Linked DNA regions of Homo sapiens: region 1 is linked to region 2. The links are chromatin loops, found by intact Hi-C in ENCODE. Cell type or tissue: CD4-positive, alpha-beta T cell. All regions are shown on one strand.

Region 1 (5,000 bases), 1.3 Mb after region 2:
GTAATGGCATGATCGTAATTGCAGCTCACTGCAGCCTCAAGTGATCCTCTCACCTCTGCCCCTCACCTCCACTTCCCAAGTAGCTGAGACCACAGTTGTGAGCCACCACACCTGGGTAATTTTTGTATGTATATATGTGTGTGTGTGTGTGTGTGTGTGTGTGTGTGTGTATACTTTTTTTGTAGAGACAGGGTTTTGCCATGTTGCCCAGGCTAGAGCCACCTACCTTGGCCTCCCAAAGTGCTGGGCTTACAGGTGTGAGCCACCATGCCTGTCTCTCCAGAATTTTTATTGGGATTCAAATACATACTTCCCATTGGGCTGACCTTTAGCCTCTAGCTTCTCTCTGAGTTGAGCTAAGATCTTTAGTCTCCACTTCCTCCAGATATTGGAATTGATACAGTGTTGTCCAAAGCCCCCATTATAGATCACTTTATTGGACTGTCTGGTGGAAAAAGCTCCCAGGAAAACAAGGACACTCTTGCCAGGCAGGACAGACATTCCAGGGGCCCAGAGATTACCACTTTATAGTCAAAGAAAAAGAGCAGATTTATCTTTGCGTAAGGACAAATTCCTTGCTATGTACAGCTTAAACAACACACATTTTATTATTTCACAGTTCTGTAGGTCAGAAGTGTGACATGGGTCTCATTGGGCTAAAATCAAGGTATTGGTAGGATTGTGGTCTTTTTAGAGGCCCTAAGGGTTGGTCTGTTTCCTATTCATTCCAGTCCTTAGCAGAATTTGATTCCTGTGGGTATAGGACTGAGATCCTTGTTTTCTTGCTGGCTGATAGTGGCTGCCAGTGTTTCCCTCCTTCCTCCATCTTCAGAGCCAGCAATGGCACATTGAGCCCATCAATGCTTTAAATCTCTCTTTCTTCTTCTGTCTCATCTTTCTGACCCAGACTGGAAAAATTCTCCAATTTTAAGGTCTGGATTTGTACCAACTGGATAATCCAGGATAATCTTTCCATCTCAGGATCCTTAATTTAATTATATCTGCACAATCCCTTTTGCCCTGTAAGAACATATTTATAGATCCTGGCAATTTGGATGTAGATGCCTTTGGAGCCCAATATTCTGCTTACCACAGATACCAAACGTGAATTTTAAAATAAAGTTTGATTGTCTTAATTCAAATGAAATCTTAATATCAGGATTCCTAAGCCTTACCAGGGCCAAATGGAGAAATAATTCCAGGCAGAAGAGTTTTCATTGCCCATCCCGTCTCCTACTTAAAAAATTTCCTGTTCTGAAGTAGAAAAGCTGATGGTAATGACTTTGTTTTACTCTCTCAATTCAACGTCCATATGTATTAGGTTTCATAACTGACAATTATCAAGAAGTGGTTGTGTGCTTGGCATCTTTGATTTTTCCCACTAAATCACTTGTCACCAGAATAAAAGATATTCAGATCTTCATTTTATAGATCAGAAAACTGAATTTTAGGTGTATGCAGTACATTGCCTGCAATCACACAGTGGGTAAATGGTATCTCAGGGATTTAAACGTGGTTTTCTCTGACTCTAAGATGCATCAAACTGCAAAATGTCGTCTCTCCAATTTTATATCTATACCTCTGATTTTATATCTACAATGTTGACCTTTCTATATTTTATGCATATAATTTACTTCTGCTTCAGTTTCTGAGTACCTAGAAGCAGAAAATATGCATCTTGTCTATCTGTTGAGAAAATGTTAAGTGCACTTTAGATGTATATCCTGATTTTATAAAATATTATCAAATAATATCTTATTTGGGCAATAAAATTGCACAGTTAAGACATTTAAATAGAATATATATTAATTAAGATATTGATATGTGTATGTATATAAAATAATTAATATATGTTAATCCCTAAATATCAACTCAGGTGAGATCCCAGAGTGTCTGTATAGCATTTTCCATTCAATCATCAATAATAAGAAGGTAGATATTTTAATTTTTATTGTTTGCCCTTGTAACTCGTATCTTTGCAACTGATTAATTTAAGGTAATTCCCAGAGCAAAATTGAGGTAATTATTAGTATCAGTTATGAATAGTTACTAGATCATTCTCATTATTGAAGATTTTGATTTCAATCATTTTCACCCAGTAGATCTTTACGTGGCCAGATCTCATACTCTATCTGTAAGTAGCTTAGCATACATTTTCTTTCTTTCTTTTTCCTTTTTTTTTTCTTTTTTTCTTTTTTTTTTCTTTGAGATGGAGTTTCGCTCTGTCACCGAGGCTGGAGTGTAGTGGTGTAATCTCCGTTCACTTCAACCTCCACCTCCTGGGTTCAAGAGATTCTCGTTCCTCAGCCTCCCGAGTTGCTGGGATTATAGACACCTGCCACCATGCCCGGCTAATTTTTGTATTTTTAGTAGAGATGGGGTTTCACCATGATAGCCAGGCTGGTCTCAATCTCCTGACCTCGTGATCTGCCTGCCTTAGCCTCCCAAAGTGCTAGGATTACAGGCGTGAGCCACTGCGCCCGGCCTTAGCATACTGTTTGTTTACTTCTTCAGTCACTTGTCTGGACTCTTCCTATGCTCCGAAAAGGGGCCAAATTGCTAACGTGCATCTAACTACACAAGAAATCTTTGCCTAGTGTTTCTAACTTTCTTTTTCCCTCCAAGGCCTTCTTGCACCTGGCCTCACTGACCCTCACACTATTTTTGCCAGTGAAAAAGTTATATTCTCTTTTCAGCAACATATAATACATAATGGATATTAACCCCTAAAGTCTCCCTACTCATGCAAAATAGGAAATTAGAGCCAGTGTTCTTCTCCTGTGAAAGTGATCACTTGGGAATAGCAAAGAACTGCAGAAATCTCCAAATCAAATTGTCTTTTTGCCTGGAGGACATCTGCTTCTTCTAATGACACCTTTGGAAAAGTAGGATCTCTCAGTAGCTCCTCCTGGTGGCAAGTTCTAAATCTGTATGTTTTGCTGGAGCTCTCTTGTAAGGAATTGCTCTCTAAGCATCATGGGTTTTAGGAAAAGTTTTGTCGTTTGTAGTTCTACTTCCTGATTTTTTCTTTTTTTAAACTATGAAGTCCCTGTAGAACCCTTTAGTGTTAGCTGCGATGCTATGCAACTAATCCATGGATCCGTTTTTGAAAGTTTCTTTTTAAAATTCTAGAGTTTCACAATGAAGTAAACATGGACATCTTAGCAGCTCATATTTATCTCCTCCCTTATTTCATTTCCACCTATTGCTAGGTAGAGCTCAGATCTACTTATTCCCTGGCTGGGATGACTATTCGTTTCCTCATGTAACAAATATTATTTACCTCCTTTGTACCAGTCACTGTTCTAAGAATTGGGAAATACAGAATTTAACCAAAAAGGAAAAAAAAATCCTGCTTACATCAAACTTGCTTTCAAGTGGGAAAGAGACATATAAAACAAATACATAAAATACATAAGATAATAGATGGTAAATTAGAGCATTCTAGACTGGGTATGGGTGCATATTCTTCAGGCCCTCCTCATCCTCAGTCTCTTGGGAGAATGTCTGAATTCAAGTTACTGGGTATAGTAAACACTGCCAGTTGCTATCTGATATTCCTACTCCCCTGTTCATTACTAATAGAATCCTGATTTTCCTGTGGGTAATCCCATACTTATTTCCCAGATTTCCTTGCAGCTACAGGAGGCAATGTAATTCAGTTCTAGCCGTGCAATATAGGCAAACAATTCCTGGACAGGTTGTCCCTTCCCCAGTCCCAAAGTCAAAGACTTTAGAGGAAAAGCCTCTCTATTGATTGCCCTTCTGCTATATTACTATTGAAAATGTGGACAGAGTTCCTGGGGTTGCAGGGCTCACCTTTGCAATCAGAAGAAAAGCATGTTCTAAGGATGGCAGAGCAGGAAAATGGAACTCAGAAGCCATACCAGCCTTAACTGCCTGCTTATCTCAACATTACCACATGGAAGGGGCTCCGTCCACACTGTAGCTACAGTTGGACCAATTCTAAGGGCTGTAGCAGAATCCTAAGGGCTGCAATATGAAGAAGGCCCTCAGGAATTATATAACCCTGCAGCACTCTATTTTTTATTAATCCCTCCTTGGTTTATTCATAGTAGTAAGGTTACAATTAATTACATGCAGCCTAACATAATCTTGAATGGTTCACTTTGGGAATTAATAACAGCCATACTTTCTCTTTGATCTTTTCTCTCAGGATCCAGACATATATATTAAAGTTGAGTCCTAGGACAATTCTAGTGTCTTACACGGCAGCTATAAAAGTGGGCTATAATAGTGACTCTAATAGTGTGACTTATCTGTCAAGTTTCTTTCTTGCCAAACCAATACCTTCTAGAGAACCCAAAATGTTCAGAAAAGAGAATTTAAGAAAAAATGATATTGGAAATATTAGGCTTTAAGTAAACCATTAGAGCAAAATGCAAGGAGTGGCTGTTCCTCAAGCCCATATCGAAGCACTCACGCATTCTGTGAAGCCTAGCTCCTAGTATCTCTAGTATCTTTGTCCATTGCCACTGAACTGATTCATACTGTCTAATAAACATGTAGTATATTTGTATTTTTTGAGTCATTATATGCCCAATGGCAGAAATAGATTCTATTGTAGTTTCTTACTAACAAACCAAAGCACCAATATTTTAAGAGATTATACTGTATATGTATTAATCTTCAGTTGGCTGGGATAAAAACTCATCTAATTAGATTGGATGCAAGTAGCACACACAACACACATTGTTATCAAAGGAGCCTATTGTGTTTAATGTTGATGTATGCTAAACATTGCATTGTCAATTAATATATGGTTCCAATAGCAATGAGAAGGAACATCGCTTTTAGTTGCAAGCCTATTAGTAAAGTTAAAATACATCAGCAAAAGCCGTTGGATATGTGTGTGAGAAAATTAAGTTTATGGCAAAATAACTGTTTAACATTTGCCATATCCTTTTCAAATCTACATTCCAAAAGAGGCAAGTGAGCATTTTAAAGATCCTACTCAGGAATACAAACCTCAGAGGAGG
Region 2 (5,000 bases):
CTGCCTCAAAAACTGAGAATGATGGTCTTCTCCCCATCTGTTGAATTCCCAGTTAAGATTTTCTCCCATAAATGTTCCTTAAGTTTTTGAGGCCTGTGTCTGCTTTGCTATATTATAATATAGACTACGGTAATATAAAATTTACTAGAAAACTATCCATGTTGCTATCTATAATGCCATGTGTGGCAACGGTTCATGCTTCTCTGCCCTTAGACAAAATAAGGGACCCCTGCTCCACCACAATGCTGAGTTATTATTTGCAGAGCACACATCTGCAATGGTTAGATGTTTGTTTGGCAGTTGGAACTACGGGTGTAGAACTTTCTTGAGAGTTCTACAGCTCTCTTGATGGGATTTTATATATTTTTTCTGTCACAAACATTGAGAGGAATAAGTGATGATGAAGAGTTGATTTATTTGAATAAAAGTCTAGAAAGAAAATGGAAGCTTCAAAAAGACAAACAACTGATTATGTGTATTAATACAGTATCTTGGAGTCAATGATAAGATTTACAGGAAGCAGAGAGTAGTCAGGCCTTGGCTGTCGGCTGTGTTGCAAAAAAGCAGGAAAATGAGTGGAGTTAGTTATTCGATGGTGACTGAAGCGCTAAGCCGGGCTGCAGTGGAGTGGCAGAATAAAGGAGGTGACAGAGGTGTGGGAAGTCAGGCGGTAAACAATAAAAAAGAAACAGGACGGTGCTCACAGGAACAGGAAGGCTGAACACAGGGTTTTTCTTTCATTTCTCAGAGGATTGCTCTGTGCAAAAGGAAGAATGGGAAACTCAGAGTACACGTGTTAGTTTTGTTTTTTTGTTCACGACAGGGTCTCACTCTGTCACCCAGGCTAGAGTGCAGTGGCACAATCATGGCTCACTGCAGCTCCGAACTCCCAGCTCAGCCTCCTGAGTAAATGGGACTATAGGTGTGAATGACTGCATCTGGCTAATTTTAAAAATTTTGGCCAGGCGCAGTGGCTCACGCCTGTAATCCCAGCACTTTGGGAGGCCGAGGAGGGTGGATCACCTGAGGTTGGGAGTTTGAGACCAGTCTGACCAACGTGGAGAAACCCTGTCTCTATTAAAAATACAAAGGTAGCCGGGCATAGTGGCACATGCCTGTAATCCCAGCTACTTGGAAGGCTGAGGCAGGAGAATCGCTTGAACCCAGGAGGCAGAGGTTGTGGTGAGCCAAGATCGCGCCATTGCACTCCAGCCTGAGCAACAAGAGCAAAACTCCGTCTTTTTTGTAGAGATCTCACCATGTTGCCCAGACTGGTCTCAAACTCCTGGCCTCAAGCAATCCTCCCTCCTTGGCCTCCCAAAGTGTTGAGATTAAAGGCATGAGCCACCATACCTGGCCACTATATGTTAGTTTTTTTTTTTGTTTGTTTGTTTTTTGAGTCACAGAGTCTTGCTCTGTTGCCCAGGCTGGAGTGCAGTGGTGCAATCTCAGCTCACTGCAACTTCCACCTCCTGGGTTCAAGCAATTCTCCTGCCTCAGCCTCACAAATAGCTGGGATTACAGGCGCGTACCACCACGCCGATTTTTTTTTTTTTTTTTTTGAGATGGAGTTTTGCTCTTGCTGCCCAGGCTGGGGTTCAATGGCACAATCTCGGCTCACTGCAACCTCTGCCTCCCGGGTTCAGGCGATTCTCCTGCCTCAGCCTCCTGAGTAGTTGAGATTACAGGTATGCGCCACCATGCCTGGCTAATTTTGTATTTTTAGTAGAGACAGGATTTCTCCACATTGGTCAGGCTGGTCTCGAACTCTCGACCTGAGGTTATCTGCCTGCCTCAGCTTCCCAAAGTGCTGGGATTACAGGCGTGAGCCACCACGCCCGGCCTCATGTGTTAGTTTTTAAAGGGAAATAACATTCTTGAAAAGTAGATGGAGATGCGACAATATGCAGAGAGAAACTAAGACAGAGGACCCAGCCATCTCAGGTCTTCAGGAGTGGGCTGGCAGACGGCACAGGAGAGGTAGAGGAAGGCACAGATCTGAAACAGAGATGGCTGCACTGGGGGGAGGTGCAGGGCACGAGCCAGGTCTAGGGTGGGCAGATGTGGTCCGCACATCCTCCACCAGGGCTGACTGGCACCACTAGAGGGCACCCGCGCCTCGTGCTTGGCTATCCCAAGTGGGACTCTGGGCCAAAGCCACTACCCTGGCTTATGCCTGAGGTGTGGAGTGCTTGTTCAACAGCAGCTTGTGCCTTGGCGACTGGCTGCAGAACCTGCTGCCTTTCCCGGATGGCTGGTCCCGCACTCACGGTTCCTTCCACTGTCATCCTTGCCTGACTCCCTGGTGATGGCTGTGACAATCACCTGAGAGCTGCATGTGGCATCCCACTGTAGATCCCACTGTAAACTCCCAAGGGCTCCACAGGAGCAGGTCTCCTGATTACTGGAAATCATACAGGCTCCCTGCACCCTTATTTATTTAGCTTTCTGCACATATCTTCTTTCTCTTCTGCTAGACTCTAAGCTTTTAATGAATAAGAATTATCAGTTTTTTTTTTTTGAGACAGAGTCTCGCTCTGTCACCCAGGCTGGAGTGCAGTGGCGCGATCTCGGCTCACTATCAGCTCCGCCTCCGGGGTTCACACCATTCTCCTGCCTCAGCCTCCCTAGTAGCTGGGACTACAGGCGCCCGCCACCACGCCTGGCTAATTTTTTGTATTTTTAGTAGAGACGGTGTTTCACCGTGTTAGCCAGGATGGTATCGATCTCCTGACCTCGTGATCCGCCCACCTCGGCCTCCCAAAGTGCTGGGATTACAGGCGTGAGCCACTGCGCCCAGCTATCAGTATCTCTTAAAATGTCCTATGAGATGAAGTAATGTCTGGGATTCACTTTAAATCCCCTATGTAGCAGGAGGGAAATTCTGGGTGAAGGGAACATGGGGATTCATTATGTAATTCTCTCTACTTTGATACATCTTTAAAATTTTCTGTAATTAAACTTTAATAAACATCATAGAAGCCCAACGCCTAATACCTAGTACAGGGCAGTAACAGTGAAGTCCTATGTCTGCTCGTCTGTAAAATGCATAGGTCATGCAGGATGAGGGTCCCTTCTAACCGCATTCCCTGATTCTGAGGCTCACTGTACAGTCGGCGAGCACCAGTTAGCTTGTGGGGTGAGTGCATCTTAAGGCAAGTGTTGACCCAAGCACCCAGGAAAAGCCCAGGAAAGTAGGATATCTGGTTCTGTTCCAGGAGCATCTCTTATCAGCTTTGGGTTTCAGTCCTTTGCATGTCCTGAGGAGGCCAGAGGTACTGCTTGGATCCACTGCTCCTGTCTCCCAGGATTGTCCAGACCCTCCTTTCCAGCTGGTATTGCCACAGGGCCTGGCAGAAGAGGCTCGGCTGCCCTGAGGAGCATTTGTTTGCATACGTCCTATTGAATTCTTTCCTATAACATCCTGTACAGAAGAGCCTCTTCGGCCGGGCGCGGTGGCTCATGCCTGTAATCTCAGCACTTTGGGAGGCCAAGGCTGGCGGATCACGAGGTCAGGAGATCGAGACCATCCTGGCTAACACAGTGAAACACCGTCTCTACTAAAAATACCAAAAATTAGCCAGGCGTGGTGGCACATGCCTGTAGTCCCAGCTACTTGGGAGGCTGAGGCAGGAGAATCGCTTGAACCTGGGAGGCAGAGGTTGCAGTGAGCCAAGATTGTGCCACTGCACTCCAGCCTGGGCAAAAGAGCGAGACTCCGTCTCAAAAAACAAACAAAAACAAAAACAAAAACAAAAACAGAAGAGCCTCTTCAACTATTGCCTGGCAGCTATGAGGGAGAAGAGGAGGCAATTCTGGGTAAGCCTCAACAGGACAGAGAAGCCACCCTTGCCCACGTGAAGTGGGCAGCGGGTTCAGATGGCAGCCGGGAAGGATCGCAGGCAGGCTTCTGTGATGAACCAGGGTGAGCAGCCAGGGCCATGGGGGTTGGGGGACGGCTATTCCAATTACAAAACATCTGAGGCGGTGTGGTGTGTGTGTTGAGGTCACAACCCAATTGTTAGCCCCAAGCACTCAGCTCTTCCTCACTGTACTCACACATTTGAGGAAACACTGTTGGACCCCATCTGCTTCAGCGTGATGGCAGAAGGCAGTGGCATGGGATGAGGCCACTAATAGTGGCCCTTTGGTGCTTTAAGGTGAAACAGACTTACCAAGTGTGCTGGAGATGGTGACCTCGTGTCCTTGACTGTGGCGCTGGAGGGGACATCGAGGAGGGGCCATTTCATCTGCAGGTACTGCACAGGGAACAGAAAAGAAAAAGCTGTTGGTGAGATGAGGCCTCACAAGTACTCAAAGTTTGCTGGGCTCTGCTGTTAGGGCACCGGGGCAGGCCATTGGGGTGGCCTGCATTTTCATGCCACATGCCCTGTACTGGGTCAATTTCCAAACGATTATAACAGGAGCGAGCATATATTTACAATCACTACCAGCCTCACCACGCCCTATGTCATTTTGGGGGGGGGGACACGAATGACAACTAAGCTGAACTTTAAGTGGTGGAGAGAACCGATCCATTCCAGCACAACCAATCAACATATTCAAAGAACCTACTAGTGAGGCTCAAGTCCCCTCCCTATGCTGTAGTCATGGACACGCAGGGCTGACCAAGGAGGCAGAGGCTCCCAGATGGCCATCCTGCCCCATCCATTTCCATCACTTACGACATCCACACACAATGCTCCCTACGAAACAGCCATCCAGAAGTATCTGGGAATGAATGAATAAAAGCCATCTGCCTGACACAGAGTCATGGGCAACATCTACCCCAACTCAAGGATGCTGAGCTTTCCTTCATTATAGCGTCTCTCAACCCTGAAAAAGATTACCCAGCACCCCATTCTTTCTCATGTCAGTGCAAAAAACCCAAACCAAACAGTACTTCCCCAACACACACACACACACACACACACACACACACACACACACACACACACAATCTCTCTCTCTCTCTGGCATGGCACAGTCCTTGCCAAGAG

The links. A loop is a pair of places that touch in the nucleus more often than their neighbours do. Peaks named below come from ENCODE experiments on the same cell type or tissue, not always from the same donor. Only the 100,000 strongest peaks of a DNase experiment are listed, where the experiment ranks them.
Region 1: a loop joins it to region 2, with 19 times the contacts of the local background. A loop is called at or near these places in 2 of 110 quality-filtered maps.

The regions. Positions count from the first base shown.
Region 1 is chr2:84,020,927-84,025,926 of GRCh38, reverse strand. No RefSeq gene overlaps it. Among named protein-coding and RNA genes, the nearest start is that of SUCLG1, 440 kb to the left of the region's middle. In CD4-positive, alpha-beta T cell, no CTCF peak of the experiment used is centred here; a DNase peak (open chromatin) is centred at 2,906.
Region 2 is chr2:85,282,754-85,287,753 of GRCh38, reverse strand. TCF7L1 (transcription factor 7 like 1) reads right to left here. Exons shown (of 12, transcript NM_031283.3): 4 at 4,176-4,259. Among named protein-coding and RNA genes, the nearest start is that of TGOLN2, 43 kb to the left of the region's middle. RefSeq lists a silencer at 2,061-2,130. In CD4-positive, alpha-beta T cell, CTCF peaks have their summits at 1,882 and 2,081 (motif pointing right); a DNase peak (open chromatin) is centred at 2,103.